Regions from separate parts of the Homo sapiens genome. Here region 2 is linked to region 1. The links are chromatin loops, found by intact Hi-C in ENCODE. Cell type or tissue: endothelial cell of umbilical vein. All regions are shown on one strand. Each heading gives the region's core, and the rest is flanking DNA. Links, peaks and the distances in the headings are about the cores only. Region 1 has its middle 21 kb from the start of STEAP1B-AS1. Region 2 overlaps RAPGEF5 (Rap guanine nucleotide exchange factor 5).

The links. A loop is a pair of places that touch in the nucleus more often than their neighbours do. Peaks named below come from ENCODE experiments on the same cell type or tissue, not always from the same donor. Only the 100,000 strongest peaks of a DNase experiment are listed, where the experiment ranks them.
Region 2: a loop joins it to region 1, with 2.7 times the contacts of the local background. A loop is called at or near these places in 2 of 110 quality-filtered maps.

Annotation. Positions count from the first base shown.
Region 1 is chr7:22,578,247-22,591,270 of GRCh38, reverse strand. No RefSeq gene overlaps it. Among named protein-coding and RNA genes, the nearest start is that of STEAP1B-AS1, 21 kb to the right of the region's middle. RefSeq lists an enhancer at 7,551-8,125. In endothelial cell of umbilical vein, for the core only: a CTCF peak has its summit at 4,302; DNase peaks (open chromatin) are centred at 1,350, 3,720, 4,550, 7,850 and 1 weaker place; H3K27ac peaks cover 6,056 bases.
Region 2 is chr7:22,213,388-22,229,736 of GRCh38, reverse strand. It overlaps RAPGEF5 (Rap guanine nucleotide exchange factor 5), which reads left to right. Exons shown (of 26, transcript NM_012294.5): 9 at 9,746-9,871. Among named protein-coding and RNA genes, the nearest start is that of RAPGEF5, 140 kb to the left of the region's middle. In endothelial cell of umbilical vein, for the core only: no CTCF peak of the experiment used is centred there; DNase peaks (open chromatin) are centred at 8,606, 9,456, 10,556, 12,486 and 2 weaker places; H3K4me3 peaks cover 2,865 bases; H3K27ac peaks cover 4,457 bases.

The DNA.
Region 1 (13,024 bases), core at 1,047-9,046:
GAGATAGAATCAGATGGATTTGCTGGCAGAATCGGCATCCGGATGTGAGCAGTGTAGAACTGCCCAACAGTGGATCCATAACCTGGAGTGGAGACTGTTCCGTGATACCTGGTACAAAAAGGTATTGTTAGTTATAATAGCATTTAATGTTTCACAAAGTGTTTTCATATTCATTCTCTCATTTAACATTCATAACAGCCTAATAAGACAGTCAGATAAAATAGTGTTGACTTAATTTTACAGAAGAGGGTATCAAGGCATAAAGAAGTCATGTGCAAAATCATGTGTCCAGCATATGGCTGAGAACTGAGCAGGAACCCAGGTGACCAGGTGGAATGTTCTGCTTTTTCTATTACCTCAGGCTGACTTCCAACCTCGGGTTCCTCATCCATATAAGGAACGTGCTAGGCTGGTGGTTTTTCTTTTCTTTTTCCAATAGTTGCTTTAACTATAAAAATCTGACTCTATAACAAGTTCCCTTCTCCAGGGACTGTGGAGGGACAGATAAACCAAAAACTAACAACATTGTTCCCCTTCCTACTGCACAGGATTGTTGTAAAGATTACATTATACAATCCACTAATCCATTGAAAACACTTTGTGATTCAATAAACTAGATGCAATCTTAGGACTTTGTGTTTATCACTTTATTAAAGGCACTTCTCCAGGTTCTCAGTAGTTTTCCAAGTACCTGCCTCTCCCAGGAGACTACAAGGGCAGAACATGTTATACCTCATCATTAACAATCATATTATCCACATGAATTTTTGAGAAAACAGTGAATAAAATGAGGTTTAGAAAGGGAGGTCACTAGATCCCTGTGCTGTGTTCCTTTTACCTCAATGCACATTTTTGTGTTTCTCAAAGTACCTAGCTCAGTACGTTGGTGGAAATTCATAGTGGAAGTTCAACAACTATTTATAAGATGGGGTTGATGGCGGAGGAGAGGGAGAATGAGGAGGCAGGAGGAGGAAGAAGAAAGAGAAAAAAAGAAGGAAAAGCATCAGAATTCATAAAAATGCTTTTATCTCCGTAGATGTGAGTGCCAAGACTTCATTTGTCTTGGCATCCTCATATTTTCTCAGTATCCCAAATAAGCATGCCAGTAGAGCAGGTCTGCCATGGGAGAGGGTGCCTAGGAGTTCTCATGACGACATTGTGTTCCAGAAAATCACAGCAGCAGCGGCAGCGACAGCAATAGCTGCCCCCACATTCCTCTGGAAAGGCTGGAGCTTTGCTTTGTGTTGTTTTAGGCTTCCTTCCCCAGGAAGCATTATTGGAAGGAAACACTCCACCCCGACCCTCCCAGCTCCCAGTGCTGGCTTGTGGTCAGTAAAGTAAATGTAATTTTTGCCTCTTAAGAAATGTGGGACAAGAGACTGCATGGAGCACTGCCAACGTGACAGTGGAGGTGCGTCAGTGGGCTCGGTGACAGGTGGCAGAGGCCAAGGGTCTGGGGAGTCACTTACAGTCACGGAGGCTTTCTCTCCCAGCCATTGTCCATTGATGGGAATGAGGTAGTGGGCAGCCAAGCCACACAACGGGAGCCTGGAGAAAGAAGTCTAGGGCAATTTGCACATGAATTTCCTTCTTTAAATAGCTACGCAATAAGTCAATATCCCTAGGAAGAAGTTGCTTATTGGCTGCCTTATTCTTTTTTTTTTTTTAAGCGAGTCTCTTAAAGACACTTATTTTGGCCTTACATGCACTTAATCAGGCTTGTCTTATTCTTTTAATTCTGAAGTTCTACTGTTCAACAGTTAGGAAGGAACTGGCTTTGCATCTGGAAACAAGAGCAGGCACAAAGACAATGAGATAGATGGTGGGCTTGTTTTGCAGACGTGTGTTAGAGAGAGAGCACCACTCATGCATAGAAGAGAGGTTTGAAAGATTGGACATACAAAGTGGAGTCTAGGCCAGGCATGGTGGCTCACACCTGTAATCCCAGCTACTCTGGAAGCTGAGGCAAAAGGATTGCTTGAACCTGGGAGGCGGAAGTTGTAGTGAGCTGAGATTGAGCCACTGCACTCCAGCCTGGGCAACAGAGCAAGACTCCGTCTCAAGAAGAAAAGAATGATCCCAGCACTTTGGAAGGCTGAGCAGGTGGATGACCTGAGGTCAGGAGTTGAAGACCAGCCTGGCCAACATGGTGAAACATCTCTACTAAAAATACAAAAATTAGCTGGGTGTGGTGGTGCGTGCCTGTAATCCCAGCTACTCGGGAGACTGAGGCAGGAAAATTGCTTGAACCGGGAGGTGGAGGTTGCAGTGAGCTGAGATCATACCACTGTACTCCAGCCTGGGCAACAGAGTGAGACTCTGTCTAAAAAAAGAAAGAAAGAAAGAGAGAGAGAAGAAAGAAAGTAAAAATAAAATAAAGAGGTCTAGCTGGCAGCACCAGGGCCATCAGCCAATAGTGGGATTAGGGATGGCTACTACTGGAAAAAACTGCACACTGGGATTGCCTCTTGTTCAATATATGACATCTGCATTGATTCTAAATCCTCCCTACATGGAATTAGGCAATGGTGTGCTGTTAGCTTGCTCTTTGAAAAGAAAGAGAGGAAGAAAAAAGATCCTGGTCTGTAATATCAGCCAATATTTCAGTGTAAATATTCTGACTGTGGCCAGCTTCCAGCTACCAAGATTGACCTGCTCAAAAGATTCCTGAATATTTAACAACCAGCTCTCTGGGGCTGGTACCCACAGCTCCAGCATACCACTGGCTAAGATACAGATTGCTACTCACCACTTCCAGCTTTGGCTTTGCCACTATTAGATGTATGCTCTGTAGCAAGCTCTTAATTTCCTCAAACTGCAGTTCTCTTTTGAAAAATGGGAGCTGAGATGATGCAGTAACGATATTTAGAGTCTCTGCTGAGCCTACACCACTCTTCTCTGAGAACCGCATCCTTCCTGGTGCTCCCTACTGGTGCCATATTCCACCTGATTTTTCAACTTCATTTTGGAGTCTAGCAGATATCCCAACTGCTTCCAATAAATGCCCTTCTGCACTCAGGCCAGTCTGAGTGGGATTTTGTAAGTTGCAACCAGCAGCGCTCTAAGTAAGGCAGAAATGATTTCCAAGGCCTTTGTGAGTTCTGATATTGCACCATTTGTTCTCAGAGTGTGCTGCCGACCAGCAGCATCAACTTCACCTGGGACATGTTGGAAATGTCAGTTCTCAGGGAACCACCGCAGACCTATTAAATCAGAAACTCTAGGGATGGGACCCAGCAACTTGTGTTTTTACAAGCTTTCCAGGTGATTCCCATGTGTTCTCAAGCTTGAGAACTGCTGCATCACTGTTCTAAGGATGGTATGACTTATTTGAGAAAGGCATTTTCAGACTGATCCAGTTTTCTTTTCTGATTAATGAAGGCCAAAAGTTAATGTTTTACTGGTAAAAAAAATTGATTTTTATAAACGAAACATATTACTATTACAACTTGAAAGACATCAATTTCCTTTTCTCCTTCTTTCTTATTTTAGTTTCAATGGACAGAGACTGACGTTTCAAAGACTAGCCTAAAAGAATATAAGGAGAAGAAAAGTGTAGAGAATGAAAATACTGCCAATAAATAAGCGGAAATAAAAAATATGCACCAGATAATTTCAAGATAGTGAAGGCCAGAAAGAAATACAGAACAGGAAGCCCAGATGCTGTGTGGTTTTTGCATTGGAAAAGATTTCACAAAATGTGCCATTAACACATTGAGTGACTAATCATTTCTGGCATTAGGAAACCATTTAAGAGTCCACTAATGATTGATTTACATAAGTACAGTAAAAAGTGAAACAGGAAACTTTGACTTAACTTCATCCTGACATATATCAAAAGCACAGTTTTCACTGTAAGATTTGGAGAGATGTGGCTAGATAGCAATTTTCACTATAAAATAGTCTTGAACAGACCATTCGAATGGATAGAGCTTGTTGGTAAGCTGGTTGTTTGAAACTAACACTTTTTTTTGTATGGAAAATCATGCCTTTGGAGAGCAGACTGCAGACTGGACGATGGAATCCTTAATGGAAGTAAACTGGAGGGCTGGTAATTGGTAATCATGCAGGTGATTGGGAGGAGAGGGGCCCAGGAGAGGAGCTGCACTGGGTAGAGAGGGGAGAGAGGGGAGAGAGGGGAGAGAGAGAGAGAGAGAGAGAGAGAGAGACAGAGAGAGAGACAGAGAGAGAGACAGAGAGAGACAGAGAGAGAGAGACAGAGAGAGAGAGAGAGAGAGAGAAAATTGGGGAAGGACAGAGTCCTCTAGTGGGAGGAATGCAGTCTGAAAGGGGCTCCCTTTCCAGAAATGTCAACAGTATGGGGCCTGAGGGTAGAGGAAGGTTCTGCAGCTGAGTGACTGAGAAAAACAAACTGTATTTTTCACCATGCTTACACTCACACTTCACTTCTGGCTGCCAAATGTATAGGGGTTATTCTGTGTGGGAATAATTCTCCAGTTCTCTGCAGACACCAACTGGATGTCCAACTCCAGGCTGCACTGATGAATACAGAGCACAGACCCCACAAGACTGCCCCTACTCCAGTGCCAGTAGTAAGTCCCAGCTTGTGATCTGTACTCTGAATCAAGGGTTCCCATGACCCCCTTCTCAGGTTCAGTCATTTACTAGAACAGCTCACAGGGCTGGGAAACACTTAATGTTTACTGGTTTATTACAAAGGCTACAGATAAACAGTCAGATTAAGAGATACACAGGGTGAGGTCCGGAATGGTGCAGGGCACGGGAACTTCTGTCCCTGTGGAGCTGGAGTGTGTCAGCCTCCCAGCACATGGACGGATTCTTATTCACAAACCCAGAAGCTCTTTGAGCCCTGTCCTATTGGGTTTTTATGGAGATTTCACTATGTAGGGCATGATTGATTTAAATCATTGGCCGTGGTGATTAACTCAACTTTCAGCCCCTCCCTGAAGGTGAGAGGCTGATGCTGAAAGTTCTAACCCTCTAATTACATACTTGTTTCCCCTGGCAGCTAGCCTCCCTCCAAGGCTCTCCAGGAGGCCCCAGCCGTTAGTCATCTCACCTTAGAATACAAAAGATACCCTTCTGAGATTATATTAAGATTATATTATAATATTTCTTATTATAAATCACAATATCTCAATGACCAAATATGTATGTTATCAGTATGTTGGACAAACAAGTTGGGAGCTGCCCTACTTGCAAACCGCTGCTGTGCCCACACTCCATTGTGGTATAGATGTCTGAAGCGAGTTTGAATAGCACAGTGGTTATGACTTTTGGCTTTGCTGTCAGATGGATGTTGGTTGGAACCCAATTCCTCCAGTTACCTGCTGCGAGACTTTGGGCTAGTTACTAAAACATACTGTGTCTTAGTTTCCTCACCTATAAAATGGTGATGATAAGGTAACAATAAAAAATATATATGGCCCGTGCCACCAAATATGTATATAACTGTGCCACCACCACAGAGTTCCTAAACTTTTTAAATTTCCTGAATGATAGAGGTGCTAGGTACATTATTGTTCTAATATTTAGTCTGTGATCCTGATTCCTGACACAAAGCTTCTAATTCTTTGGAATTTTCTGGGTAATAGGAGCTTCTTTTGTTCGAATAAGACAACTCTTGCTAGACTCCTAGAAGGGGGCTGGTCATCAGAAAGATTAAGCCATGATTAGAAGGTTGGAATTTTCAGCCCCATTTTCTATCCTCCAGGGAGGAAAGAGGGCCTGGAGATTGAGTTACTAATTGGTCATTCCTATATAAAAATCCCTCAACTATGAGTTTCAGGGAGCTTCCGGGTTGGGAAGCATACACAGAAGCTGGGAGCATGGTGCATTTCAATTCCACGAGGACAGAAGCTCCTGCACCCGGCCCCTTTTGGACCTCACCCTCTGTATTTCTTCATCTGGCTGTTCATCTATATCCTTTATCCTATTTTTTAACACAATAAACTGGTAATGGTAAGTTAGTGCTCCTCTGTGTTCTGTGACCCTTCCTAGCAAATATTCAAACCTGAGGAGGGTGTTGTGACAACTCTGATTAATAGCCAGTCCATCAGAAGTACAGGTGACACCTAGGACTTGTGATTGGCATCTGAAATGGGGAACAGTCTTGTGGGATTAAGTCATTAACTGGTGAGGTCTATGCCAACTCTGATTAAAATCAGAATTGAATGGAATTTTAGGACATCCAATTGATGTCCACAGGAGAATTGAATGTGTGGGGAAAAAACCCACATACCTGCTCACAGAAGTGTGTTGAATGTGAACATACAGAGAAAGTTTATTTTTTTCTATACAATAAAAATAATAGGGTTTACCTGACAAAGTTGTTTTGAGAATTCAGTGATATATTGCATGTAAAACACTCATCACACTGAGCATTTAATGTGTGTTAGATATTGTCATTTGTAATTAATCATTGAGATACCTTAGATGATTCTCATTCTTTCTGAAAAAGATAGTGATAGATCAGCGTTTAGTTAGAGAGTTCAATTAGCTAACACATGTATGAAGTATAAAGAGGACTTAGTTAATGGTTGTAAGAAATTGCATCTACTTCTTATGTTAACTGGTGGCCCACATCTCTGAATCTTCACAGAAGATCCTACCAATAAAAATTCATATTAGGAGCACGATTTATAGGCACTTTTATTTTTTATTTATTCCTATTATTTATAGGAATTATAGAGAAAATAAACATAGGAAAAACTTCCATAATAACTTATGATGCAGAAAGAGGTATTTATTATTACAGTGCTTATTTCCTTCAATATGACTGCTGTTTGAAGGAAATAGGAATTGAAAACAAACCCTGCTAGTAATGTAGGGAAACTGCCTGGATATATTTAGCCAAGGGCCCAGCTCTTCTGACAGCCCCAAATGCTAAAAATATTCACGAGTGTGGTTTTTGCCTTCACTGTGCTGGGTAAATATACATACACACTGCCCTTTAGGGTTTTTGAAATGCTTTGAAGTACTTACAGAGTTACAGCTCTTTGACTCCAACACAGAATCTTTGTGGTATGGGGGCAAAGCAATCTTGGTTAGCATGTGAAGCTAACCAAGGGATATGCATTTGAAGCACATCCCTGTGTGGAGCCTCTGGCTTCCATCAGAAACTTGGGAACAGGTTCTGTTGGTGCATCCATGTTTACTGCAAACAACTTCATCCCTGTAACACACCCTTGAAGTCCAAGTATCTGCAGAGCAAAGGACCAACTTCAAAGGAACATGAATCCTTGTACCAGATGGAGTTTGAGAGCTCTCCCATTCATTTCTCTGGGTCTGTCCTGGTTAGTTGTGCATCCTCAGTCACTGCATGAGTTCCCAGGAGGGCCAAGATGGTGGGGTCACACAAGGAGTAATAAATGGAGAAATTCAGGATATGACTGGGATGTTGGGCCAACAGAATTTGCTAATGGAGTGGATGTGACATTTGAGTAAAAGAAAAGATAAAGGATGACTCCAAGATTTTTGACCTGATCAAGCTGAAGTTTTTTCCTAAGGTGGCATACACAGCAGAGTGAGGAGCAAGTTTTGTGAGGGGAAGTGAAGGACTTGGTCTGGCCACTCTTATAGTGTCCTATTGCTGCCTAAAAAACCACCCCAACAGTGAGTGACTTAAAGCTGCAATGTATTATCTTTCATCTTTCTGTAGGTTGACTGGGCTTAGCTGGGTGATTCTGTTTTTCTCTTGCAGTTACAGTGAGACATCTGGGGCTCACTTATATGGCTCTTGTTACTACTGGCTCTCTGCTGGGAGCTGAGCAACGGCCATCCACAGCAGTGCCAACATATGTTGCTTGGCCTTCTTACAGAGGAGTGGCTGAGTTCCAAGAGGGAGTGTCCCAAGCAGTTGCATTCCAAGAAAGTCAGGTGGAAGTTCCAAACATTCCTATGACCTAGCCTAACAAGTGCACAAAGCGACTTCTGCTGTGTTTTATTGGTCAAGCAAGTCACTACGGCCAGACCCTATTCAAAGGAAGGGGAGAAAGGCTTCACTGCCTGATGCGAGAAGCAGGGAGGGAAAGAGTTGTTAACAACCATCTTTGGACAACTTCTATCACTGATGTTGTAAATTTGAAATATGTCTTGATATTCAAGTCTGGAACTCAAGGAGAGATTGGGTCTGGGAAATGGGCAGGAAATTTTGTAATTGTGGGACCAGCCCAAACTGAGCCTGCTTTGTTGATAACAAAAGTGTCGAGTTACCTTGTAGGTATAACAGAGCCAAAAAACTGCAAGTCATATAACCTGGGCATGTGCTATAGAAAAAGCTTTGACCTCTAACAACACCCAGAACCAATGATTCCTCCACTCAGAACCAGGAGGACCAGACCATGACCAGAACATGAACACCAGAACACACCAGAACGCACCAGAACGCTTTCAGAAGGAGGGGTCCATTGGCCTGGAAGATCTGGGGCTAAAGTCTGCCTCAACATACCTTACCGTAAATGGCCAAATTTGAAGCCCTCCAATCAGACCAAACCAACATTCCCAAATCCTTTTTCCCTTGCCCTTCAGGCCCATAAACTTGCCCCAGACCCCAAATCAAGGAGATAGATTTGAACCCAACCCCTGTCTTTTTGCTGGCAGGTTTTGCAATGAAGCCTTTCTTTTCTCAAAAGCCAGTGCCATAGTTATTGGCCTCTGCACTCAGCAACCCCATTTGCTCCACAACGAATTCCTCCTCAGAGATTTCTGTTTGGAGCATTAGATCTAATGCTGTTAAATTAGAAACAAATTGCCTTCCTGTGTGTGTGTGTTTTTTTTAAGTGATCGAGTTGGAATTCTGTTATTCTGTTGGATATCTCTGTGGTAGCTGGTAAATGAACTACATATTTTAATCATACATAATATTTATCAATCGCTTAACACAATGCCTCATGTTAAGCAGCTACTGTAGACAAGTGCTGATTATTGTTATTAGCTATATATATATGTTTTATATGTTATTAGCCATATATATGTTTTATATGTTATCAGCTATATATATATATATGTTTTACATTTCCTTATTCATGTTCTTTCTAAACCAGATAGATGTCCCATGCTGGGGCTCCATGATGCACTAATCTGGCTGTACTCACATTGGGTTGATCGTTCTTGAGGTTGTACATCAGTTCAGATGACCTGAATATTAACGTGTGCACCACTTCTCAACCTGGAGCCTTCTGGCATATCCCCAGAGCCCATTAAATCTATAAAAATCTAAAATGTGTTTTCCTATTTATAATACTATTAAAGTAATAAAAATACTTTCTAGAATCCCTGCATTAGAGGAGTGTCTGATTACTAGGCTTTTAGTTTAACAAAACGTGACTAGAGCGACCCAATCTTAAAGCTCGTAGCTAGGCACTCACAAAGCACCTATAAAGTGAATGCTTATGGTCTGCAAATAGTCACATTGTAAGCTGACTGCTCTTCTAATTGCAGAATATTATGGCCACACAGAACATCTCCCACCAGGCCTACAGAATGTCCAGATGTCCTAAGAGTACAGCCCACTTTTCTTAAATATAATGTTAATGGGCAGGCTTAGGTTGAAGAATTAATGGTCATTGATAGCACCAATAACCCCTACCTTCAGTGAGCACATCTGTACATTCTAAGTTTAATTATAGCTCTATAGTTTCTTATAAATAGAGACACTAACAAAGGACGGCACGTTTTTCGTCCTGCTTTCTGAGGATGTGCTACTCAATAACAGAGTAGTTTCTAATAAACTTGCTTATTTCATTGTGGTTTGAGATTCACCCTGAATTCTTTTCTGTGCAAGATCCAAGAACCCTCTCCTGGCCTCTAGATGGGGACCCCTTTTTCCGGCAACATCTTGACCACCTCCTTTTACTGAAGTCCCCCATACAGTTTTAGAGGGGCATTTACATTGAACATATGGTCATGTTAATACCAAGGAAACCCACATTCTATTACAATACACATGCTGAGGTTTTGTGGTCATTGCACAGAGAAAGGCAGTGGGAGAATGAATGGCTAGGAACATCTCTACATGAAGCCGCAAAGACTGCAGAGCTGGCTGGAGGTACAAATTCAGTCAGTGGTTTTGTGATGAAATCCTGTCTTCATATACACAAATTAGCAATGATCAATTAGCAGTAAACGCTATAGTGAAAAACAAAAAATTTTCTTTTGTTAAACAGCATTTTTAAATTTCAATACTGTATTTTGGAGTGTGCTAATTGGCCTTTCAAGATAATGGATCTATTGCTTTAAAAAAGCTTTGTTTGTTAAAAAGAAAAACAATAATTACAGTAACAATAATGGTTCCAGGGCCAGGTGTGGTGGCTCACACTTGTAATCCCAGCACTTTGGGAGGCCGAGGCGGGAGAATTGCTTGAGCCCAGCAGTTCAAAACCAGCCTGGGCAACAGAGTCAGACTCTGTCTCTATAAAAAATAAAAAAATTAGCCCAGCGTGGTGGCATGTCCCTGTGGTCCCAGCTACTCAGGAGGCTGAGATGGGAGAATCTCTTGAGCCGAGGAGATAGGGACTTCATTGAGCCCTGATTGTGCCACTGCACCCAGCCTGGGTGAAAGAGAGAGACCCTGTCTCAATAATAATAATAGTTCCAACGGCCAACATTTGCAACAAGTAAAACTAAATACATCAGTTTATTTTCTACTATTAAACCAAACATCAACAAGTTAGTGGCAGCAAATAACATCAACCATTACTCTGAATTAATATTGATAATTTTCATTTTGTTAGTTTTGTAGTTTAGTTTGTATTTAATTCCTACATTAGATTTACTCTTAGATTTGCATAACAGCTATGCATATACAGCATTTATACTTCATTTATCTTAAAGAAACATAATTAAAATGATTTGTCCACACTAATGATTTATAATATTTTTCCATTTAAAGGGTTACTTCATTACTCATGTTTAAGAAACAGTGACTTAATCAATAAGCTCCTATAAACCCAAGAAACATTCTCAACATCTGGCTAGTAAGAGGGTTTAGAAAACCCACTATAGGGCCCATTTTTTTCCTCCCAAAGATGTTGATAGACTTGGAAAATTCTGGATCTAGTTGGTTTTTGTTGTGGTTGTTTTGCTTCGCAGATATTTAAACAGATGTTTAATGGAGGAATTTGCTCATTGCGCTCCAATGAAACCAATCTACTTTCACTTCTAAGAATGTGCCAAGCTCTTTCCCATCTCAGCAACTTTGTACTTACTGTGTCCTCTGCCTGGTCTAGAACACTGATATGGTTTGGCTATATGTCCCCACCCAAATCTCATCTGGAATTGTACTCTCATAATTCCCACATGTTGTGGAAGGGACCCAGTGGGGGATAATTGAACAATGAGGGCGGTTTCCTCCATACTGTTCTTGTGGTAGTGAATAAATCTCATGAGATCTGATGGTATTATCAGGGCTGTCTGCTTTTGTGTCTTCCTCATTCTCTCTTTGCATGCTGCCATCCATGTAAGATGGCACTTGCTCCTCCTTTCCTTCTACCATGATTGTGAGGCTTCCCCAGCCACGTGGAATTGTAAGTCCAATTAAACCTCTTTCTTTTGTATGTCACCCAGTCTCAGGTATGTCTTTATCAGCAGCATGAAAACGGACTAATACAAGTACCTTCCTCTGCTTTTTGCATGGCTGATTCTTTTTAATCCCTGGGTCTCTGCTTCAACATCCTTTCTTCACATGCCCTTCGGTAACCACCCCTGTCTAAAGGAGGTGGTTTGTTATTATCCCTCATCACCTTCTTTATTTCCCCCCAGACACTCACAGGACCTCTTATTCTTTAAAATGTTCATTTTACTGATTCATTGCTTGCTTCCCTCATCAGGCTTTTCCTCATGGTTTGATGAGGGGATGGGGGAGAAATAATGGTTCCTTAAGGCCCTGTTCTACTAGACAGTAGGCCAGATCATCAGCACCTTAGTCAGGATAAGACCTATGTAAGTTGATATTCAATTAATAGACTCAGTGATCAAAAGAGTGACTTATTTTTACACCTCAGATTTTTATCCATTCATTTTTAAATTCTGTTGAGTTATATAGTGAATAATTACCATTTTTATTAATTCTAACATGCATATTTCCTCCATCATTTAGTATCTCTGAAATTGATCTTAACAATTGATATCATGTCCCATTTTATTTGGTGGCTTTCTTTTAAAACAGTGCATAAAACTATGTGCATCTTACACACAGTGTGGATGGCATTTGGGAGTCCACCAAATAAGATAACTCTATTTCTTTAAGGCAATTGACTAATATTAATTTGTCCAGTGAAGGAACTTAGAAACACCTTGCTAGGAGTCAGCCACTGTAGTAGCTTTTCTGCAAAAAATGGCCACCAACAAACCCTGTGTACCACGCAGCTCTTTCAGCCAAGAAGTGGAGTCTTTCTTCTCTGCATGATTCTAGGTGGATCCTGAGATTTACTTTGGTCAGGTCAGTAGAATGTGGGAGAAGTGACACTGATTTCTGATCCTTGAGAGCATTTCCAGTTCCTTTGGTGAGCCAGCTACCTCAATGTAAATATGACTACTGAATGATGAGAGACCACAGAGATAGAGTGAGAGCAAGAGTGAAGGGTGGGGTGGAGGATTGGGGGGAAAGATAGAGAGAGAGAGAAAAGAGAGAGGTCCTTGGAAGAGAAGTGAGCTCCCCCCGCCATCAGCCAGCACCAATGCCTAAGCCCGTGAGTGAGGTCATCTTGGATCTTCCAGCCCCAGGCAACATGATGTGGAGCAGAGGTGAACCATCCCCACTGAGCCCTGTCTGAATTCCTGACCCACAGAATCATGAACAATTACATGGTTTTTGTTTTAAGCCACTAAATTTTAGGGTAGTTTGTTACACAGTAATAAATAACTGAGACATCAACAGAGTTAGAATTTAAGTCCTACTAACTGTTCTCTCGGTTTTCTCCAATTTGGAGCAAGCTCTCTCCCTCAAATAAAGAAATAAACTTTAATGATGTGAGCCTTAGAAAAAGTGCCAATGTTTCTCCCAGATCAGATTTCCTGGCACTAACAAAACAATCATGAAATG
Region 2 (16,349 bases), core at 4,769-12,768, 370 kb after region 1:
ATCTGCTACCGTAGTGGAAACACCAGTTTTATTGGTTTAATTCTGCAGGCCCGTCTATATAAGTTCTCTGGATGGAATAAGTAGTTCAAGTCATGCGAGGTGAGCTTAAAGAAAACTTAGAATTTTGCCATCAGATACATAGGCAGAATTAGAAATAAAAATGTATGCTCATTGGTATGTACGTATGTGTGTAATTTATATGTACAATTTATTTGATTGATGTATATACATTTAATGGCTTGAGCACCTATTTGCCAGGCTTCACAGTATTTCAGATTACTTCAGTCTTCATTCCAGAGCATATTTTAAGCAAGTTAAGTGGATTCTGATTCCTTCTTCCGCATAGATGATGAAATATGTTACCGTGGGGAATGTGCCTCTAGGCTGCTGAAAACTTTGGGTCTATAAAAGGTTAAGATGGTTACTAAGCCCAGACAGACTTGGCCTTGTTGTACACAGGCTTCCCATCTACCAGAGATCTCTCATATGTTGGCTGCTTTTTTCTTACTCTCACTAAAAATACCTTTTCTGCTTAAGAAACTCCCTGTTTTAATGCTGTCACATGTGGGTGGAGTGAAGAGAGCATTTAGAGTTGGGTTTACCTGCCAGCCCTTCTTCCTTAAGGGATGTTCCTTAGTGGCTGTAAACCTGGAAGATCCTGTAGGTCGCCTAAGTCTTTGTCCCCATGGTGTCCCCACTATGCTAGACAGTACCTAGCATGCATGGTTTTCATCTCTGCAAAATGGAGATATTATAAGCTTGTCCTGAGGTTGAAATGAAGCAACATAAAACACTCCTGGCAATCCCGGCACATAGGAGAGTTTCAGTAAATGTTGGGCAGCATAATGTAAAGACTAGGGGCGCTGCCTCTGGGGCCACACTGCCTGGATTCTTTTCCTGACTGGCACAGTAACCTTGGGCGAGTAACAGTCGTGGTGGCTCGCACCCGTAATCCCAGCACTTTGGGAGGCCAAGGCAGGTGGATCGTGAAGTCAGGAGTTTGAGACCAGCCTGGACAACATGGTGAAACCCTGTCTCTACTTAAAAAAAAAAAAAAAAAAATTAGCTGGGCGTGGTAGCAGGTGCCTGTAATCCCAGCTACTTGGGAGGCCGAAGCAGGAGAATCATTTGAACCCGGGAGGCGGAGGTTTCAGTGAGCCAAAATCCTGCCATTGCACTCCAGCCTGGGTGACAGGGCGAGACTCCATCTCAAAAAAGAAAACAAAGCAAAACAAAAAACCTTTGGGCAAGTTAACTCTCTTGTGCTCCTACCCTCCTTTTCTGTAATAATACTGGGAGCAGTATTATTGTATATAACACTTAGGCAGCACTTCATATATATTAGACACTCTAAGGTTCTTTGTTTTTATTAATGTATTTAAACATCACAGCAAACCCTCCAGGATAGATAGTTTAATTACTACCACTTTATAGATGTGCCGGTAAGGGACGGGGCCAGGTCTGAAACCAGGGCAGTCTGGTTCTGATGTCCTTGCTTTAAACAGCATGCAAACTGCCTTTCTAACCTCTGTAAAATGGAAATAATTGTTAGATTGTTCTGAAGATTAAAGGACTACATGTGAAGCAATTAGAACAGCACCTGACACACAGTAAGCACCCAACAAATCAGCCTCTGTCAGTTATTGTCACGCTGACCATCTATCTCATTGCTTTTTGGTTGGAATATTTAAAGTATCTAACTGGGCCAAGTTGCAGCATTACTCTCTGCCAGATGGTATCTTTGCAGACACAAAATATTCTAGTCCCTTCACTGTATTATAGGATAAAAGGATTTAAGAATCTTTGTCAAAATGTACTGAAAATTTGCCTGGTTCTAGCTTTTAAGAATTCTAATGAGATCTTTAATTAGTTATTAATTGACTGATTGATTGATTGCAACAGGGTCTTACTCTGTCACCCAGGCTGGAGTGCAGTGGCACGATCATGGCTCGCTGCAGCCTCAACCTCCTGGGCTCAAGTGATCCTCCCACCTCAGCCTCTTGAGTAGCTGGGACAACAGGTGCACACCACCATATCCAGCTAATTTTTTGTATTTTTTTGTAGAGATGTGGTTTTGCTATGTTGCCCAGGCTGACCTCTGACTCCTGGGCTCAAGCAGTCTGCCCACCTCAGCCTCCCCAGGTACCGAGATTACAGGCGTTAGCCACTACACTTGGCCTTGAGTAATTTATAATATATTGAACTTTGGAAATTCTTGCTTTGATTCCATTAGCCATTGGCCACTGGATTCAGTGAATATTTTCATTGTCTCCTATCCTCCATTTGAATCAATCATTCTATTATTAAGTGATAATAATTATTTGTTATACAAATTAACTGCTAAATATTTGGTAACTAATTTATCAGTAGTCAGACTATAACTTTTAAAAATATGCATACTAAAGAAAGCTCTTATTTAATACTGTCAAAGAAAATTGATTATCCTGTTAAATCTTTTATGTTTGATATTATTCGAGTTTGCTTATTCTCTTTTTTAACTTTTTAATTTTTTTTTTTAACTTTGCTACCCTGCTTACCAGTGTGGTCAAGAATGTATACAAGTCTGAGCTATAATTTCTCTTAGGTCAAAACAAGAGAAAATATTGGTGGCCCCCCTACTTTAGTCTGAACGTTAAAGGAATCAAGCATGTGAAGTGAATGAACCCCTTACTTTTTCAATTATATAAATTTATAATACTATATATTATGTAAATTTATAATTCTATATTTTGATTTTAATCAGAAGGGATAATTTTCTAAATACAAAAGATTAAGAAAGTACTTGAGGGAAATAACAGCATAAATTTCATGTAAGTGTGGTTTCTGCCTTATTCCTAGCTCTCAGCATGCTCTGGCAGGATGCAGCATTACACAGTATTTCTATAGTATGGGTCTGTCCATCCTATACAAAGGTGATGTTTTAACACAAGGAATTCCACAAAGGAGTAGGACCAGAGAAACTGAATGTCCATTGCCTTGCCTGGACAGTGACGGGCTAGGAATTATGAAATGATTTCTAAAGCTCCCTGATGCCCCAGCATGGTGTTCGAGGCCCATACCAGTGACTCCCTAGGGATTCCTCACCTGCCTTGACTATCACACTTTCCATTAGGTACATTTCTCACTGTGGATGCTTCGTGGTTCATTTCCCAATTCTCAAGGGGGCATATTCTTCTATCCCTAACAGGGAGAGCTTTTTCATAGTCTAACTTTTTTCTCTGAAGAAATTTGAGAAAATGAATATTTGTTGCCCTAAAATTATTATTATTTTTTGACTATGAACTGTCTTCTGAATTTTCCTGGAAAAAAATTCTTAATATTTTCTGTTTTCAAAATAAGGTGCATACAGTAGAATAATTTATCATCTAAGCTCATCAGTGTTTTATTCTGTCATTTATATTTCTGTTTAAAATAGCAAAAAAATTATATGAACTTCTAGGCTTAATTTTTAATGAAATTAAGATATTACATAGTAATCAATAAAAATTTATCTGAATATCCTGAATTTGAACTGAATAGCATTCTGTTATTGCAAAAGTGCTTTCATGAAAGGTGGACTCTTTCTTTCTGGTTTCCCTGACCTTGATAAGCAATTTTTGCAGCATGTTTTACCTAGGTGTTTTAGAAAAAGTGGTTGTTAAAGTTAAGATAATGCAGAGAATGTTTTAATACAAAGAACTGTGCTTTTGTCCCAGTAAGATGCTCATTTATCATCCATGTGGCCTTTCCCACAGGAATCTTGTCCACGCTTCATTCTGCCATTGAGGGGATGGACCCAACATTTTTATGACTACATTTATAAAGGAAACAGGCTTTTCGTTTACATTCATAACATTTCTCTCCTCAAAGGCTGAAAATCCTATGAATAACTTTAATTATACATTATGGAGACTTTTTTTCAAAACAGACCTTGAAATAAAGCTCCTAAATAACTCTTCTGACAGTTATACATTAATCTTTTATTTTTTTTCTGGCTTAGCAGTGTTAGGTAAATTGTTTATAATTAATTTTACACAGAGAAATTAAATAGACCAGGGATGTGAAAGTCTAGATCAAGGACTGTTAGTTATCTTGCTTCTCCTGCCATAGCAAAGCTCCCACAATATATTAATAAATTCATGGGTTTCTTGAATTAAATCACTAAATTATGGAGCTCTGAAAGGGACCCTGAGGAACATCTAGTTTGGCATGATGCTTCCGCATAGCACTGCCTTATAAATCATCTGGGATATATGGGTTTAAAGTCTCCCAGTGAATGAAGAAGCATTCATAACCTCCTTGAAAATCTTTTTTGATAGTTGTAATATAAGGAATGCTATAGAATTGATTACCTTGTGAAAATGCATCTAGAAGTTATTTAGAAACCAGAAAATCAAAACAGCAATATTTTCTCTTTAATTATAAGATGGAGAATTAAAGAAATAAGTTAGCCTGAAGCCCATTTTAAAAAGTAAGAGCATTTTGCCTTTAAAATACATATTTGCTTCGTGGGCCCAAGTATCTGGTTGTAATGAAAATGTTTCCTCCTGAAAGGGAAGTTCATTTTATTTACATATTTATTTATTACTATTTTTAGAGAGAAACAGAGTCTCACTCTTTTGCCCAGGCTGGAGTGCATTGGTGTGATCATAGCTCACTGCAGCCTCTAACTCCTGGGCTCAAGCAATCCTCCTGCTTTGGCCTCCCAAAACACAGGGATTATAAGCGTGTGCCACTGCACTTGGCTGAGAGAAAAGTTTATATTTAGGATTCTAATAATATGTGAAAAATGCTTAGAGTTCCTTGAAAAATCATGTTCACACAGAAATCCAAAAAAATAGTGAAGACCTTAAATTTCCTCTATTTAATTTCGGCCTTTTATTGATGATGCTGTAATCAGCTGATTAAAAAAAAAAAAAAAAGAAAACCAAAACACTGTACTTGGGACCTACAGATAGAAGGACAGACTGTCTCCAAATCGAGTCTGTGGGAGCTTAGCTGAGTTGCTTTGGAGCCAGTGCCGGTGAAAGGAGGGAACAGGCTCCCCATGGTGACGGGTTAGTTATAGCTATCCAGTACTCTCATATGTGTCCCACCACTGTCTGGGCCTCCATTCCCCACATGCTGTCTTTTGTATGGGAGGGCCATACTGGGGAGCAGAGCAAGATGGGGACTAAATCCATCACACCACTGATTAAACCACAGAACAGGTTTCCAGGTTGGCATTTTGGAGGGTCATTAGCATCCTCCCTCCACCGCCAGGACAGTGTATTAAACACTGTGCAGATGACATGGAAAGAGAGAGAAGAAATCCTCGCTGGTTGACGTACATGAATTTTCTAGATAATAGAAATGTATTTAAGTGTCAAAGCATTTAAGTAATGTTTATTTGTAAGTAGAAATTGCCCCAGTTTCCCTGCCTTCATAGTTATTTTATAACACCATTGAAACTTTTTTACCCTTCTTAGTGTAGATTAAAAGAGCATCTTAATGATAGGCCCATATATTTACCATTGTCTCAGATTATGGACTGCATTAAAATCCTGACAAACAGAAATATGCCCTAAGGAGGATGGCTAGGAGCATAAAAGGATCTAAAAATAAAAATCAAGTGGGCCTTTAGTAATGCTTGGCAATCTTTATTCTACTTCCCTTGCCCAGTTTCCCCTTCTCTTAGGCCATGAGTTGACAAACCACAGCCTACTGTTTGTTTTTATAAATAAAATGTCATTGGAATGTAGCTGCGTTCATTCATTTACATATTATCTCTTGCAGAATTGGGCAGTTGCAACAGAGACCCCATGACCTACAAAGCCTAGAATATTTATTGTCTGGCCCTTTACAAAATAGTTTGCCAGTGCTTGTAACCTAAGTGACTATTAACATGCCTTCTTTTCTTATGCAGCAGCATCTCCCCACAATTTCTTATTTTCAGATCATAACTCTCTTCTTATTTTTCTGGGAAATAGAAGCCTTCAGAAAGGAATTTCTGCATGTCCCTACCACCAAATATGCCAACGTACCTGCATATTTACCCCTGTATTTCACTGTCTCTCCTGTTTCACTGGATGAAATATTTAGATTCATATTTCTTCCTGAGAGTAGATCTTTATCTTCTCTTTCCTACTCAAGAACATTACTCTTGAAAATGCCCCCTTCTCCCTCCTGCATCATCAAATTTTGCTGTCTACTGGAATTCTAATAAAGGTAAACATCCTGGAATAGCCGTCATGTTAAAGCAAATAAGCAAGCGAAACTCTCTTCAAGGACACTCTTCAGCTAATGCCTCATTTCTTGTCACAAACCTCTTTGGAAGAATTGTGTCCTATTTACTGTTGAACTCACGTTAATAAAGCTTTTGTCCCTATCAGTTCAAACAGAAATTGCTCCACTCAAAGTTACCAATTACTTTTGTCAAATTCAGTGTCAGTTATTTTGAGCCCATCTTGTTTGATATTTCAGCAACATTCGATAGAGTTTTTCACTTCTTCCTCCTTGAAGCAGCTTCACTACTCTCCAGATTCTCTTCTTGGAGCCACTCCTCCTCAGATTCCTTTTCTGATTGATTACTCCTTATCTTCCCAGTATCGAAACACTAGACTCAATTCCTGGATTTACACCATTCCATTGGTAAAACCAGAGGAATACCATCTGTATTCTGATGACTCTGGAATTCATATCTTCAGCCTGGACTTCCCCTGAACCTCCAGACTTCCAACTCAGCAACTCCACTTGGATGTCAATAGCCATTTTCCTTCCCAGATCAACCCCTGCCTCCCCCCATGACAACTCCATCCTTTCAGTTACTCAAACCAAATATTTTGGAGACCCCCAAACAGCAAAATCTGCTGGCTCTACCTTTGAAATATATCCAGTGGTTAGAACCACATGTACCACCTTCACCACTAGCACAAGTTCCAAGCCATGTCTTATGTGAAAACCAGGCTCCTAACTGGTCTTCTACCATCAACTACTTCCCCCAGTCCAACCCAGGACATACAATGATCCTGCTAAAATGTCAATCATATTTTGCTAATTCTCTGTTCAAAACCTTCCAAAGGATTTCTGTCTTATTCAGAAAAAGAATCCAAACTCCTTATACAGCCTATAAGGAAATTGTGTGTTGGGCTCCTGCATTACCTCTCAACCAGTGCCACCAGTCTACTCCCTACAGCTCTTTTCTAGCCCTGCTGCTCTCTCTGCCTATCCTTGAGCATGCCAAACACACTTGAGCATTAGGGCCCTTGTACTTGCTGTTCCTCTGCCCGAAACACACTTCCTTCTGGATATCCACATCACTTCTTCCTCATTTCCTTTAGGTCACCATTCAGATGTCATTTTACTAGAAAACCCTTCCTTGACATTTTTATCTTAATAATGCCTTCAGTTATTTATCTGTCCCCTTACCCTGCTTCATTGTTTTTTCTGTCATATATTACCACTCTGTATTTCCTATTGGTATGTTACATCATGAATGTATGCTCCAGGATGTAAGGAACTTTGTTTTTGTTTTTGTTTTGAGATGGACTCTCGCTCTGTCGTCCAGTGCACTGGCGTGATCTCAGCTCACTGCAACCTCCACCTCCATGTTCAAGCAATTCTCCTGCCTCAGCCCTCTGAGTAGCTAGGATTACAGTGCACACCACCACGCCCGGCTAATTTTTTGTATTTTTAGTAGAGACGGGGTTTCACCATGTTGGCCAGGCTGGTCTCAAACTCCTGACATCAGGTGATCCACCCTCCTCAGCCTCCCAAAGTGCTGGGATCACAGGCATGAGCCACTGCACCCGGCCAGAACTTTGTTTTTTTTTATGTTCACTACCATATTCTCAGAACTTATAGTAGGTTCTTACTCAAATAAATCCTTTACTCTGTTGAGTGAATGAATGAATAAAATAATTTAGGGAACTAGGGATATTGTATTAGTCTGCTCTCATGCTGCTAATAAAGACATACCTGAGATTGGGTAATTTATAAAGGAAAGAGGTTTAATTGACTCACAGTTCAGCATGGCTGGAGAGGCCTTACAATCATGGCAAAAGGCGAAGGAAGAGCAAAGGCATGTCTTACATGGCGGCAGGCAAGAGAGCTTGTGCAGGGGAGCTCCCCTTTATGAAACCATCAGATCTCATGAGACTTATTCAATACTACGAGAATAGCACCGGAAAATCCTGCCCCTATGATTAAATTACCTCTACCTGGTTCCTCCCACAACATGTGGGGATTATGGGAACTACAATTTGAGATGAGATTTGGGTGGCGACTCTGCAAAACCATATCAGATATATATCTGGAGAATATTAAAATGAGAATATAATAAATGTTTGTATTTAAATATTTGAAAGATTGTCACATTGGATAAAGAATAGGCCTAGTTTCCATTGCTTTAAAAGGCAAAACTAGTCCTCACAGATTGAAGTTAAATGGTTTCAGTTTTGTCTAGTGTGATAAGAATAAGGGACTTTCCAACAATCCTGGCTATCCAACAGAGTACAGACTGTCTTAAGATAAACTTAGGTCCCTGTCCAAGGAAACTTTAGAAAGGAACTGAAAAGCCACTTGTGAGGGATGTTGTAAAAATCTCTGACTTTGGTGGAGGAATTCCACTTGCTGTCCTCTAGGAGTCTGTGATGTGGGCCACGTCAGAAATTTTTTATTTCCTTCCTAGTTCGACAAACTGCTAGATAAAGAGATACCACTGCCCCTGGGAACAAAGATTTAGTCATTGCTTTGCATGGATAGTTCCATTTCTCTGCTGCCCACTCAACAACACGGGTATCTTTAGCACAAACCGTTAAGATCATGAAGTTTGGATTCTTTGCCGGCCCCTTTGCTGTATTTGGTCATGTTATGGAGTATATTCAAATCCTGTAGGTTATGTTGAGGAAAACGGATTCCATAGTTTTGACTGCTCCTGCCAAGTATAACTTTGGATTTCTTTATTAGATCATGTCTTGGTATGTCAGTATGAACCATTTTGGAAAGAATTTGAGCAGAAACACTTCATAATTAGTGTGTTAGAATGAACTTTTTTTTTTTTTCCTATTTCAAAGTCTTAGATTCACCTTCCTCCTCCTATTATTATTTAGGCACTTTGACCTAATGTAAAATATGATGCTTTATGGATCATTTCCAAACCCCAATGAATGAAATTTCAAGCTTTCTTTTTCCAGTGTCTTATTTTTAGCAAAATATTTCACCATCTTTTATGCACTATTAGTGGTATTTTACTAATGCCCCATGGTAACTTCCCAATTGTGAAAAAAATTATCTTGTGATCTTCTTGTTAAGGGTTTATTTATATACGGAATAATTTGTTGTGGAGCTAAAGAATTGGGGTGTTGCATATTGTTATTTTTAGGGCTCTGTATCAGTTCACCCTTTCACCAGTGTGGTTCCTGGCTAACTTTCCCATGAGTTTTTAACCTCTTGCTAGGCTCTGCTTATGTAACAGGAAACAGGCTGTCAGGAACAAACAAACAGGAGCCTATCAGGCGCACACTTAGTAGCAAATGATTTAGTTTGCTCTGTCCTTCACCCTCTTAAAGTAGGGTGATACGCAGACTCAACTTTAAGTCTTTTGGCATGGTGCTCTTAGGTTATAATAATGTAACTTCAATTTTTGAAAGGCAAAATATTTTACCAAGACCATGATTTAATCCAGGCAGTGGAAAAGATGAGCTTATTATAAGGTGAACTTTGCGGTGGTGTCATGTCCTGGGACTGTGGTTTTAAGTATATCTTCGCTTTTTCTCCAACTCTTAAGGCAGGGGTGATGTGCAAGCTCCAGGAAAGAGATGAAATCGGACGAATTGAACTAGTCCAGAAGCTGGCAAAAGAAAACTATCAGTTTTTGCAGACGGACAAAAAAGAACAGGAGAAGTCTGAACACGTAAGCCTTTTGCCTCTTGGGGATGCAGGTTTGAAGGGGTGGAAAATGTTTTTGCCTGATTGCATGTTTGAACGAAAGACTATTTTATTTTAAATTCTTTAGGTTTTGGGGGTTTTTTTCCCCCCAAGAGCATCCTCCTTAGTAAAAATGACAGCTGCTCATAGCTCTAAGCAAGTGGCTTATGACACAGGATTTATAAGAGACTCTTCTCAAAAGTAAATTATGTAGAAATATGAGAATACATTTAAGCAAATATGAATCCTTATCTATTTATGATCCTGCTTGGGTGGCTTTCAAGTTTGATTTTGGAAGTTTTGCCTTATCATATAGTTTGTAGAACATGAATTTTGAAAAAACATTTCAACATATTTTTATGTTTAGTACAGAGGTGGATCTAGTTGCCAAATGAATGTGTCCTAAGTCACTAGAAATAGATGAAAACACAAAAAGAGATTATAGATGCTCTCACCAAGTGGGAGGGTCAGAAGGGAGTTTTCCCAGTATCTTATGAAGGCTTGTGTTCCAACAAGAGTTATATTGTTTGAATATAGTTAAAGCTGGAGGAAAGGGACGTTCCGCTTGGTCCTCCTGAAAGCAGTTATTCAGATTGAGCCTTAGAACTGAGAGTGCTGCCGTCATGCTGGGAAGACAATGGGACCACTTTCTTGTGCCACACATTGTTATCTGTTGACTTGGTTGTTGTTGGTTATGAGACTTCACTCTCAGTGCTGCACTATCCAGGATTGCTCATGAAGGGGAAAATTCCTCTGCGCTTATACATGTGTTTCTCTGACTTTAATTTTTCCTTGAGATTTTGTTTTCAACCCTTTCCAAGGGGGAAAACATTGCTTCATGCTTTTTCTCCTCCAAGTCTATTAATACAAATGGCAGGGTTTTACTGAGAAGGAGAGGAGGTAAGATGCTCAAGTCTGGCTGGCTGCTTAGTTTAATAACATAGCACTTCTCTAACAGTGAGACATCGAATTGTAACAGTTGGTGTCTCAAGAAAGAGAATAATTAGGCAGTTTCAAAGCGTTGTGATTGAACTATTTCAGAGGCGACTATTGACTTTAAGTGTGGATGTAGGTCTCAGGCAACCTTCACTTTGCTTGGAACTATTGAAAACTTTAGCACCTTGTTCAAGTTGTTAAAAGCACCCTGAAGTTTGACTATATCATAGACTGACGCCTAACCTCTGCTGTGTCCTTAGGATATTTGAGTATCCTAGTGTGCAGCTTAAATTTTTCAAAAATTTTCCTTTTGATTCATTTTAATTAGATGAGCAACAGTTTTCATATGCCATATTTTATTGATTTCAAGATGCACATTTCCCCCACAATAGTCTTAACAATTGATGATATGAAAACATGTCATAGTTTAATTGTGAGCATTTTTCTTTCCTTATGGTTCTTAAAATGAATGCTGTATCTTACAACTGATTGCAAGTTAGGTCCAGTAAACCAGTAACAACTTCAGGTATGGTAAGATCTTTCAAAAATCAAACAGTAGAACAGTAGGGTACCACTTCACCAAAGTTAGAGATCATAAGCTTTAGGCTTATGATTAAGGCTTATGACAAAACAACTTTGCACTTATTAAAAAGATACCTCTGTGTTGTCTTTGTTGTATATTTAGTTCAGTCCAGAATATTATAAGTAGTCACGGCCAATGAGATTATAATACTCTTCAAATCTGTAACTATAGAAATCTACACTTCCTGTGTCCTTGTGTTCTCACTGGGTGAGAGGAGGGGGTAGGGATAGCATTAGGAGATATACCTAATGTTAAATGACGAGTTAATGGGTGCAGCACACCAACATGGCACATGTATATATATGTAACAAACCTGCACATTGTGCACATGTACCCTAAAACTTAAAGTATAATTAAAAAAAAAAGAAATCTACATTGGGGCTGATAATTGTAAAGGCTTTTAACATGAGGCAGAAATTTAGTGATTGAAGATTTGCAGCTTTGCTCTGGTTATCTGCTCTGTCACCTTTAAACCTTCATTTCACTTGTAAAACAGAACACTAACATTTTTTACTTCTTGCGTGACTGTCATATCATGGGTGCATTAACAGCTCTGAAACGTTTTTGTTTCTGAGAGGAAAGATGGTGTGTAAATAAACATTGGAATTATGACTTTTTCTATGTAGACTTTCCTGTGAAGCTTAAAATAAGGAAAGGAATATTAGGGATCTTTCTTTCTAGTGATAAATATAAACAAAGCCATTCTGTCATCTCCCTTCTGCAGGATGACACCAGTGGAATCTTTCAACTCTCAAGGCTGATATTGATGTAGTCCTCCACTAAATGAATTATTTGGTACTAGATGGTTACAGTTTTTGCAGTAATTTATTAGGAATAAAAACCACCTGCTAATTCACTTCAATCTTTTATGTCTTGGGCATTTGATGTGCCTATACCTTTGCTTACCCCTTAAGTTCACAGTGTTCATGAAGGTGGTGCAGTGTTTTCGTTTTTCCTGTCCTCACTTTCTTTACAGTAGCAGTCATCTGCTCTTCATAGAAACTCAGTTCTGACACACAGCATGGACAGAGGAAACTGCAGTTTACTTAACGTAAACCTAGGTCTGCAGTTTCCTCTTCTTGTTATAACAATAATGACCAAACCCTGAAGTTACATACAGATTTCCTTTCTTTTATGATTTTAAAATGCTTCATCGACTTCATCCACCATTCCTGGGCCAAAGCTAGTTAAGTCGACAGTGATAAAATTTGAGTTAGAATCCAAGTTGCCTATTGAGTCATTCTTTTGACTAACCTTCATTACTTTCCAGTTCTAGAATGCCACATAGATGCCAAAGAGAGAGCTAATTTGTAGCACTACTGCACAGGCAAAGACATAAATTTGATAGAATAAAGCCTTTGTTGCTGGTACATCTTGTTACAAATTGAAGGGGATTACAGCTTTCTCAGTAGGCATTTCTAATATTTTCTTAACTGCTAAATGCTGTGATTATAAATGCATGCCATTAGAGAAATGCTTCACTCTATGCTTTTGCCAAGGTGTTTCTGAAATTTAAGAAGTTAAATGTATAATTATCGCAAGCTTCTCAGGAAGCACTCCATTTTTCTATTTTCTATTAACTAGCTGTAGGCACAATGAGCAAGCACTCATTCCTATGTGTTGAAAATTATTATGGGAGGACTTTCAGAAGGGGAAAGAAATGGGCTGTGTCTTCTAAACATTATGATAGTAGAGTTAACATTGAGTTGTTGGTTCTTTAAAGAAATTATCTCTGATGTAGGCATTGTATTTCCTAGCCTTAATTCTGTGACTGTGCCAACAGAGCAAGGGACGTGTGTTATCAGATGGGGACCTTTGAGCTTGACCCTGAAGAATGACTAATGGTCATAGAAGAAGGCAGGGGACAGCATTTCAGGCAGAGGGACCCATGGGAAGATACATGACTGCAGTCCTGGTGATTCCTAGGGAATGGAGAGGGGTGGGCTGGGAGTCAGCCTAAAATTCCATTATGAAAGACTGGTAAGCTAAAAAAGTCTACCAGCTACCCTAAGGAGCTTAAACTTGCCTTTTGGTCAAAGGAAAGCCATCAAAGAAGGGAAGTGGCATAATCAGATGTGGCCTTTGTAAGATCTCTCTGGCATTGCTTTAGAGGAAGAATTGAGTGAAGAAGAGGGAAATGTTGGAAAGAACCTTTAGAAAGCTACCATAGTGAGTCAAGTGAGAGGTGCCAGCCTGAACTGGGGCAATGACCATAAGAACTGAGGAGGGAGTAAATGTGGAAAGTCATTTACACAGTAAAATTGACAGAATTCAGTGACTAGCAATGGGGGATGTGCATGCTATTTTATATTAAGCAATTTGTAAGGATTCTTTGGTATAGTGGCAGACATAAGAATGTTGTGTTTCTTACCACCTTTGCCAAAAAGCTATGTAAGCCATTTCCCTTGCTTTGTTTGCCTGCAGTTTGCTTCAGGTAGCTGAGATGTTAGTATTTATCTCACTGACAGATTGTTAGGTGGGGTTCTGGCAAACACTATGGGGACTACACAAACTTTTCTTTCCAGAACCCTTTGAAAATACCTTAAACAGAGAGAATCTCTGGTAGCTCCCAAATAAACCGACATATTTGGCCAGAGCTTTGGCATTTGCTGCAATATGTGTGCCTTCCTCAGAATTAACTGGGATTTTAGGGTGGCTCTCCTGATCTCTGTAATCTGAGTTGGTGTTACTATACTTCTATTCTAGAATACTCTCTGTCATCCATTCATTTGCTAACTTTTGTTCAAGCCGATGTCATAGAGGAGCCAGGCTAACTATGGTGGCTCCCAACTATGTGGCTCCTGCCCTCAAGAAGTATAGTCTAGTTGTGGAGGAAAGATATCAACACAACTAACTGAGATACAAGGAAGCAGTGAAGAGAATCCCAAGAGAGACACATAGGAGTTTGAAGAAGAATTTACACCTGAGAAAGCAGGATTCTTTCATAGGGCAGAAGTAGTTTGACCTGGACCTTAAATTAGGTTTTGGGTTGGATTTAAAGAATCCACATTGAAGAAGAGTATTCCTAGTGGGAAGAATAGCATTAGAAAATGCACAGAGATACCAAAATATTAGATGTTTTTTGGAACTCTGAAACGATTTCATGTTTCCAGAATACCAAGAATTGGGGGTGTGGGAGGGGAGGCAGGAGAAGGAAGATTTCATGAGAAATGAGATTGGGACCAGACTGTGGAGGATTTTGAGGGCTGAGAAGTTTTACTTCATTCTAGAAATAATGAGGAACGACTCAGCATTTGTTTGCCTGCAGTTTGCTTCAGGTAGCTGAGATGTTAGTATTTATCTCACTGACAGATTGTTAGGTGGGGTTCTAACTTTTCCTAAGGAAGATGGTTGAGGCAGGGCCTTCATGAGATAAATTATATTATTTCAATCTGACTGAACAGTGACTGAATAGTGAGGGAGCTGAAGAGTGATTAAGCAGACTTGGGGCCAGAGTGAATTCAAGTCTGATTGCCTCTGGAGGGTGTCTTCCTTCAGCCTTCATCACTGGAGTGAGGACTGATAGGTGGCCCAGAAGCCAAGGTAACCGGAACCACAGCAGTCCTTCGAAAGAGGGCATGCACTCAGAGGGCAGCTCTGGAGGACAGAGACAGAAAGAATACGTAGGGAGGGATGGGGGTTGGGGGGCGGGAATGCAGAAAAAGAAAAGGTGCTTGCCCAGTCGTAACTTAGATTTGAAAAGCTTATAAACTTTTCATATTTTATTTTCAGTAAAATAGTTACATCAAAGTATATGACTAGATGGATGTGGGTCCTATTTCCAGGAATATAGCTGCACTATTCACCAGAAAACTGAACCTGTATTTTCCCGAAATGTAGTTTATGCTTTGTAGTGTATTAAATTGTAGATTAGAAATACCAACAATAGCTCCTAACCTGACTTCCTGACTTCCAACTGTAGAAATGAGCAGTATCTGTAAAATGTATGTGAAAACTTGGTTCAGCAATACTTTCCCTAGGGATCCTGTCTGTATCCCTCCCTTGCCCCACCCCATTTTCTTCTGTTCCTTTGTTAAGTCTGGGGACCCACCCTACTTCCTTCCCCTTTTCTAATTCACTCATGAAATATGGATGGGTGGGAAGGGGATTTTGCACACTCTGAAACTGCATCTTGGCACAGTCTGCTGCCAGGGTAGGGTCTCTATCACTCAGCCTCAACCGGAATTTCCTTTTCCCTGTTTCCTGCAGCCTCATCCTGGAATTCTGCCTACGTCAAAGGTTCCTTGTTTAAGGATTACGAGGGGAGAAGTGGTTTGGAGTATTCTGGCTACTGTCACACTTATTTACATATTAAAAGTTGGTCTCTACCTTTTCCCAAATTTCATTTTGTCTCTTTTTAAGCAGTTAAATATAAGGTGAAAATCCTCTTTTTACTCTATATGAAATACTAAAAGGAAAAGAGGTTTGATCATTGTTTTCAAACTTATAATTGTACATCTAGGTGAGTAGTTTCAAGCAATCCCAGCATTATTTGAAGTTTATCAGTAATTTAGTTTAACCAAGAAACTACTTACTAAAGAGAAGTAGAACTTTCTAACATTACTGTAATAGAATTGAAAGTCACAACTAGGGTATAATAGGCAATTCATAATACATTAAGTTGCCCAATTATAAACTGAGAAATCACCTCATTGAAACCAGGTTATTTTTCTTAATAACAAAATCCTGACTTTGTGTTGGATTGGTATTAAAGTATCTTTCCATTGGAATTAGGCTTCCTGGAGTGAGTTATTATAGTCCATTTTTAATAGGGAATAATATGGCCACAGAGTAACAAAAAAGTAGAAGTAGCTAGTTCTTGCCTCCAAGAAGTTTACAGTCTAGCTGGGGAAAGAATTTATACATGGAAAACAGTTAACCATTCAAGACAGCATTTAATGAAGTCTCTAAATAAGACATTTAGAGGGAAGTAAAATCTGGCAAA